Linked DNA regions of Homo sapiens: region 1 is linked to region 2. The links are chromatin contacts, found by Hi-C or POLR2A ChIA-PET in ENCODE. All regions are on one chromosome and are shown on one strand. Each heading gives the region's core, a stretch centred on a gene start or an enhancer-like site at or near the end of the contact. The rest is flanking DNA. Distances are from core to core; before and after follow the strand shown. Region 1 has its middle 140 kb from the start of KLF5. Region 2 has its middle 80 kb from the start of KLF5.

Evidence for each region. A loop is a pair of places that touch in the nucleus more often than their neighbours do. ChIA-PET counts read pairs that join two places held with the same protein, here RNA polymerase II (POLR2A). Pooled maps may share reads with other maps.
Region 1: a map of PC-9 shows a loop between it and region 2 (5-fold over the local background). The contact joins two enhancer-like sites. A Hi-C loop is called at or near these places in 2 of 168 maps with a recorded cell type or tissue (MCF 10A and PC-9), 1 of 37 single-sample maps with no recorded cell type and 1 of 50 pooled maps. POLR2A ChIA-PET finds 5 or more read pairs at or near these places in 1 of 52 experiments (Caco-2).

What each region holds. Positions count from the first base shown.
Region 1 is chr13:73,193,139-73,195,838 of GRCh38, forward strand. No RefSeq gene overlaps it. Among named protein-coding and RNA genes, the nearest start is that of KLF5, 140 kb to the left of the region's middle. Within about 2 kb of position 1,318, at least 4 of the 41 ENCODE cell types and tissues checked have a DNase peak (open chromatin) inside an H3K27ac peak, as active enhancers do; they include PC-9, where a contact is called at or near this core.
Region 2 is chr13:73,137,389-73,140,088 of GRCh38, forward strand. No RefSeq gene overlaps it. Among named protein-coding and RNA genes, the nearest start is that of KLF5, 80 kb to the left of the region's middle. Within about 2 kb of position 1,388, at least 9 of the 41 ENCODE cell types and tissues checked have a DNase peak (open chromatin) inside an H3K27ac peak, as active enhancers do; they include PC-9, where a contact is called at or near this core.

The DNA of each region.
Region 1 (2,700 bases), core at 68-2,567, 56 kb after region 2:
ACATCTAAGAGCTGTCTCAAATTAGTCAATACACAGATCCAATTGATTCTTTCCTTGTTTTTTTATTTTTTAGTATCTTTTATTTTTTTAGAGACAGGGTCTTGCTCTGTTGCCCAGGCTAGGGTACAGTGGTGCCATCACAGTTCACTGCAGCCTTGAACTCCTGGGCTCAAGTGATCCTCTTGCCTCAGACTCCTGAGTAGCTAGGACTATAGGCACATGCCACCATGCCTTGCTAATTTTTAATTTTTTTTAAATTTTTTGTAGAGACGGGATCTCACTGTGTTGCCCAGGCTGGTCTCAAACTCCTGGCTTCAAGAAATCCTCCCGTCTTGTCCTTCTGAAGAATTGGAATTATTATAGGCAGGAGCCACCATGCCTGGCTTCTTTTCTTGTTTTTTCTTTTTTTCCATTTTTTTCTTTTCTATTTTTTTCTACTACCACCAACCATAATTGTGTTAAAAGATACATTTAGTCATATTAAAATTTTAATGAATTTAAGCATTCAGCAATTCATGAATTGAGCATCATCAGACCTCAAGTGGTTCAGCACTCCATGAGGTGTGGGAAGTGTGTGAGAGAGGAAACATCAAGTATTCTTGGAAGCAAGACAGAGAAAACATTTGATTAGCCAATGTGAAAAGTCCCTAGTTAGAGGTCAGTTGGTGGTTTCTGATTGGTCAGATTTCTAGCTAAAGGTTATTTGGTGGTTTCTAATTGGTTAAGCTTAGATTTTGCTTTATTGTTTACATCAAATTGGGATTTGGTTTGCTTATGTCGGAACCCAAGGCACTGGAGCCATCTTAGCCCAATGGCCTCCTAGTTAAGTATTTTTAATGATTTAAATTCCCATCACCTCACATCTGGAAAGTCAAATACCCTTCTATCCTACACTTCTATAATATTCCTCTGTACAGAGTTGCAGTAGGAATGTGCCCAAAAGTTGGTTTTGCTGGGTCATCTTCCATCTCACAACATTTGAATGGTTTTCTATTGCCTGCATAATACTTCTAAGACTGCCTGCAAAGTTGCTCCTAACTACTCCAACCTTATCCCACTCTCCCTAATGGTGAGTTTATCTCAGTTTGGCCAAACTAGAACTTCAAATACAATCTACCCCTTCCTGTCTCTGCATCTGTGCTCATGTCACTGCCTGGGCTTGCTTATCCTCTCTACCCATCTGACCCTTTAAACTCATCCCCCAAGGCCGAGATCTTCTCTGGAGGCCATCATTTCCCTCCACTGTAGCTCAACCTGAGCCCTTCCTTATCTGAATCTGTGAGTTCCTGTCTGTGCCCCTCCCATGCCATGAACATTTATTCTCATATTGCACTGTTTTGCAATGCCCCACTGATTTGATCTCTCTATACAAGGATGAGGACAAAGGTCAGGTATCATGCTACTTTCATATTCTCCAGAGCACCTAGCATAGTTCTGTACAAGATAGGCACTCAATAACTATTTGTCGACTTGAAATAATAAGGTACGTTTTTCTCTTTCCCGCTGGTCTTATCTCTGCTTGAGTAAATGAGGTTGATATGTGAAGGCAGTTGAGATTAAACATGTAAAGTGGAAGAATAAACAAGAGACAGAGGAGATTTTAATAAAATTTTATGATATAAAAATCATAATTACCTGCTAAATCTATTTTTTAAAGCTTTTAAAGTATTCAGATTGCTCCTCTCAACCTGGTGGCGTTTTGGTGTGTTTGACTAAAAAGCACACAGGTGCTAAAAAGCAGAATTATTATTTTAAAAATATTTGGCAACAAAAATAAACTTGTTTTAATTCAAAAGTTCTTGTGATTTTTGTTTCCTCAAATGACTTCATAGAAAACTCCTCATGAAATTTTAGTGTATATCATCTATTTTGACTCCAAATTGACTTTGGTTAGAAAAACCTCATTTCTTTTAAAAAATCAATGATAAATAAATAAAATATGTAGATCAAGTTTGTTGGCATAATAACAGATTTAGTTATAAATTGAAGACTTCAATAAAATAAGCTTGGAGTTAGAAATTACCAAGACATGCTCTAAGAAAAAAATAATAAAAAGAACAAAAGCACTCAAACTGTGATTCACTATGAACATTTTCCCTGTAACCAGCTCTGCTACTTTCATTACAGAATTAGAGAAGTAAACTTAAAGCATAGTTAAGTCAACAGAAACTGTTCTAGGTAAATGAATTCAACCTTCATGGTCACTGACACACAATATAATCTTGTTTCTTTCAGAATTTTATTCTTTAAGTAACTAAGTGACTCACAAGCTCAGAAAGTATTTTCTGGTACAAGTAAGTCTGAGCTTAGCATAAAATATTCTGAATATTTCTTCTTTTCAGATGAGTATTTAAAAAATAATAGTTCCTTTCTGGAAGGTGTAATTGGCTTTTGGTTTGCATGCCTACAAATGATTGTCCTTTTGTAGAATACATTTTAGGATAAGCTAGAATACAGCTTTTCCTTTCTCCATCAAAATCCTACCAATAATTTAGGGTTTAGCTCAAATATTACCTCTTTTATACAACTTTGCTTTATTTTTAGGCAGAATTAACCAAATTAGAATCAAATTAATCACCCACTACACCTTTTTTTAGGGGAAGGGATGTATCTTTTTTTTTTTTTTTGAGATGGAGTCTTGCTCTTGTTGCCTAGGCTGGAATGCAATGGCATGAGCTTGGCTCACTTGCAACCTCTGCC
Region 2 (2,700 bases), core at 138-2,637:
CTCTTCTCTGATTGTCCTTTGATAAGGATGGGATCTTTTATTATTTCATATCATGGCACTTGTTAAACAATGTTCTTCACACTACATAAAGTAATTTGGGGATTATTTTGTCTACTTGTTAGTTATCTGTTTCTCCCACTAGAATGCAAGCTCCGTGAGAGCAAAGACTAGTCTTTTTAAAAATTAATAGTTTATTTTGAAATAACTTCAGGGTCATAAGAAATTGAAATGATAGGCTGGGCGCGGTGGCTCACGCCTGTAATCCCAGCACTTTGGGAGACTGAGGCAGGTGGATGAAGTGAGGTCAGGAGTTCAAGACCAGCCTAGCCGACATGGTGAAACCCCATCTGTACTAAAAATACAAAAAATTAGCCAGGCATGGTGGCCGGTACCTGTAATCCCAGCTACTCGGGAGGCTGAGGCAGAAGAATTGCTTGAACCCAGGAGGCAGAGGTTGCAGTGACCTGAGATTGTGCCATTGCACTTTGTCGCACATTGCCATGGGCGACAAAAGCAAAACTCTATCTCAAAAAAAAAAAAAAAAAGAAATTAAAATGATAATATAAATACCTCTATGTACCCTTTATCTAGTTTCTCAAAAGAATTACATTTTTATATAACTATTGTACATTATCAAAATTCAGAAACCGACATTGATATAATACCATTGTTTAGACTTATAGGACCTTTCTGATGTTTCACCAGTTTACATACACTTGTGTGTATGTGTGAGTGTGTGTGTGCACATATGTGTGGTTCTACGATCTTGTACCCCTTGTACAGGTTCATGTATCCACCGCAATTGGGACATAGAACTGTTCCATCTCTGCAAAGACACTCCTCTTGCTGCCTCTTCATAAGCACTAGTTTGTCTTGTTCACTTTTGTCCCCTCAGTGCCTTGCTTAGTGCCAGGTACATGATCGGCACCAAATAAATATTTGTTGAACGTACCAGTATGTAGCCAAATATTCCGGAATTTGTTTAATTTGTTTGGATAAAGGAGTATTAATCTGTTATTGAACTTTGGTTACTAAGAGGCTGTTTGAGGAGAAAAATGTCATCAAACCCCATCTCGTTATGACTAATTTGCAAAGAATACAAAAAATCCTCAGCTACCAAATCTCAGAGTTGTTGCAACACTAATGAATCCAAATCTTATAATCCAGCCTTTGCCAATGTGGAAAGGCTAAAAGTCTTGAAAGGAGAGCAAAATAGATACTATATATATGTGTGTGTGTATGTGCGTGTGTGTGTATGTGTGTATGTAAATATATATATATATGTTTTTTTCTCCAAATATTGAATGTGAAATATCATTTCAACATACTCTGGAATCCGAACTAGCAAACGAAGGCAGCCTGACCAAGAATGCTGTGCTCCTGTGCCGCCAGGCCTCCTTCCTCCTGGTTCCGATTACTAATACTGTCCCAAAGTAAACAGAAACTTGACCCTCCATTAACTTGCTGTAGACTGCCTACAATAACATTTCCCCTAATGGTACTAGGGGGAAATCGACGACTCCCGAAAGATATTTGCACATTGCTGGAGTTTCTTGACCTTAAGATATCTTTTTGGAAGCATTTAAAGAACTAAGGAAAGAAACTGCCCTTTAAGTAGACCTTGTGACAGAAGTAGGTGGGAAAATAATGACACTGCATACCAAACCTTACCTTTGCACAGGATAACTCCCTGACAAATGCTATGGCAAACATGCTGTAAGAATACCATCATATTCATTCACCTCTTTTGTGATAAGAAAGGCTATGGATTTGATATCTTGAAAACCTTTGTTTTGCAGGGTTTGCTTTAGCAGCTCGCCTCTTACTCACCATGTATAGAGACTGAATTACTTTGGAATCCGTTTTCATTTAGTGACTTGAGGTAGAGCATTCAGTGTATTTTGTGTTAGAAACCACAGGTGGGACCTGTTTCTGTAAATGATTTATTTCCAGGGATCTGTTCCTTTAATTGATTTCATATTTACTTAAGAAAGTTCTTTCTTTGCTTGCCTTGTCGTCCCCCACTGAGAGCTTTTGTAAAGTGCGTGGCTGTCATAAATAGGCTGCTTCCTTCCCAGCCCAGTCATTTCTCTGAGGTTTACCTGTCTTTCTTTTATTCTTTTTTTTTTTTTTTTTGAGACGGAATCTCGTTCTGTCGTCCAGGCTGGAGTGCAGTGGTGCGATCTCGGCTCATTGCAACCTCTGCCTCTTGGGTTCAAGTAATTCTCCTACCTCAGCCTCTTGAGTAGTTGGAATTACAGGTGTGCACCACCAAGCCTGGCTAATTTTTGTATTTTTAGTGGAAACGGGCTTCACCATGTTGTCCAGGCTGGTCTCAGACTCCTGATCGTGAGTGATACACCTGCCTTGGCCTCCCAAAGTGCTAGGATTTACAGGCGTGAGCCACAGCACCTGGCCTACACGTCTTTAAATGGAATCTGGGCACCATTTCATAAGGATTTTTCTTTATGTTCTATTTTTGGGTAATAACCTGTGGCTTGGGAAGGCTTTAACCCGTACTCAGTCAGCTTTGTAACCCCCCTCCCCATAGTAGTCATAACAATAACAACAATCATCATAATTACTAATATGGACTATTGGTATATTCTTGATCTTTTTTTTCTTTTTCTTTCTTTCTTTCTTTTTTTTTTTTTTTAAATGAGACTGTGTCTCACTATGATGCCCAGGCTGGTCTTGAAC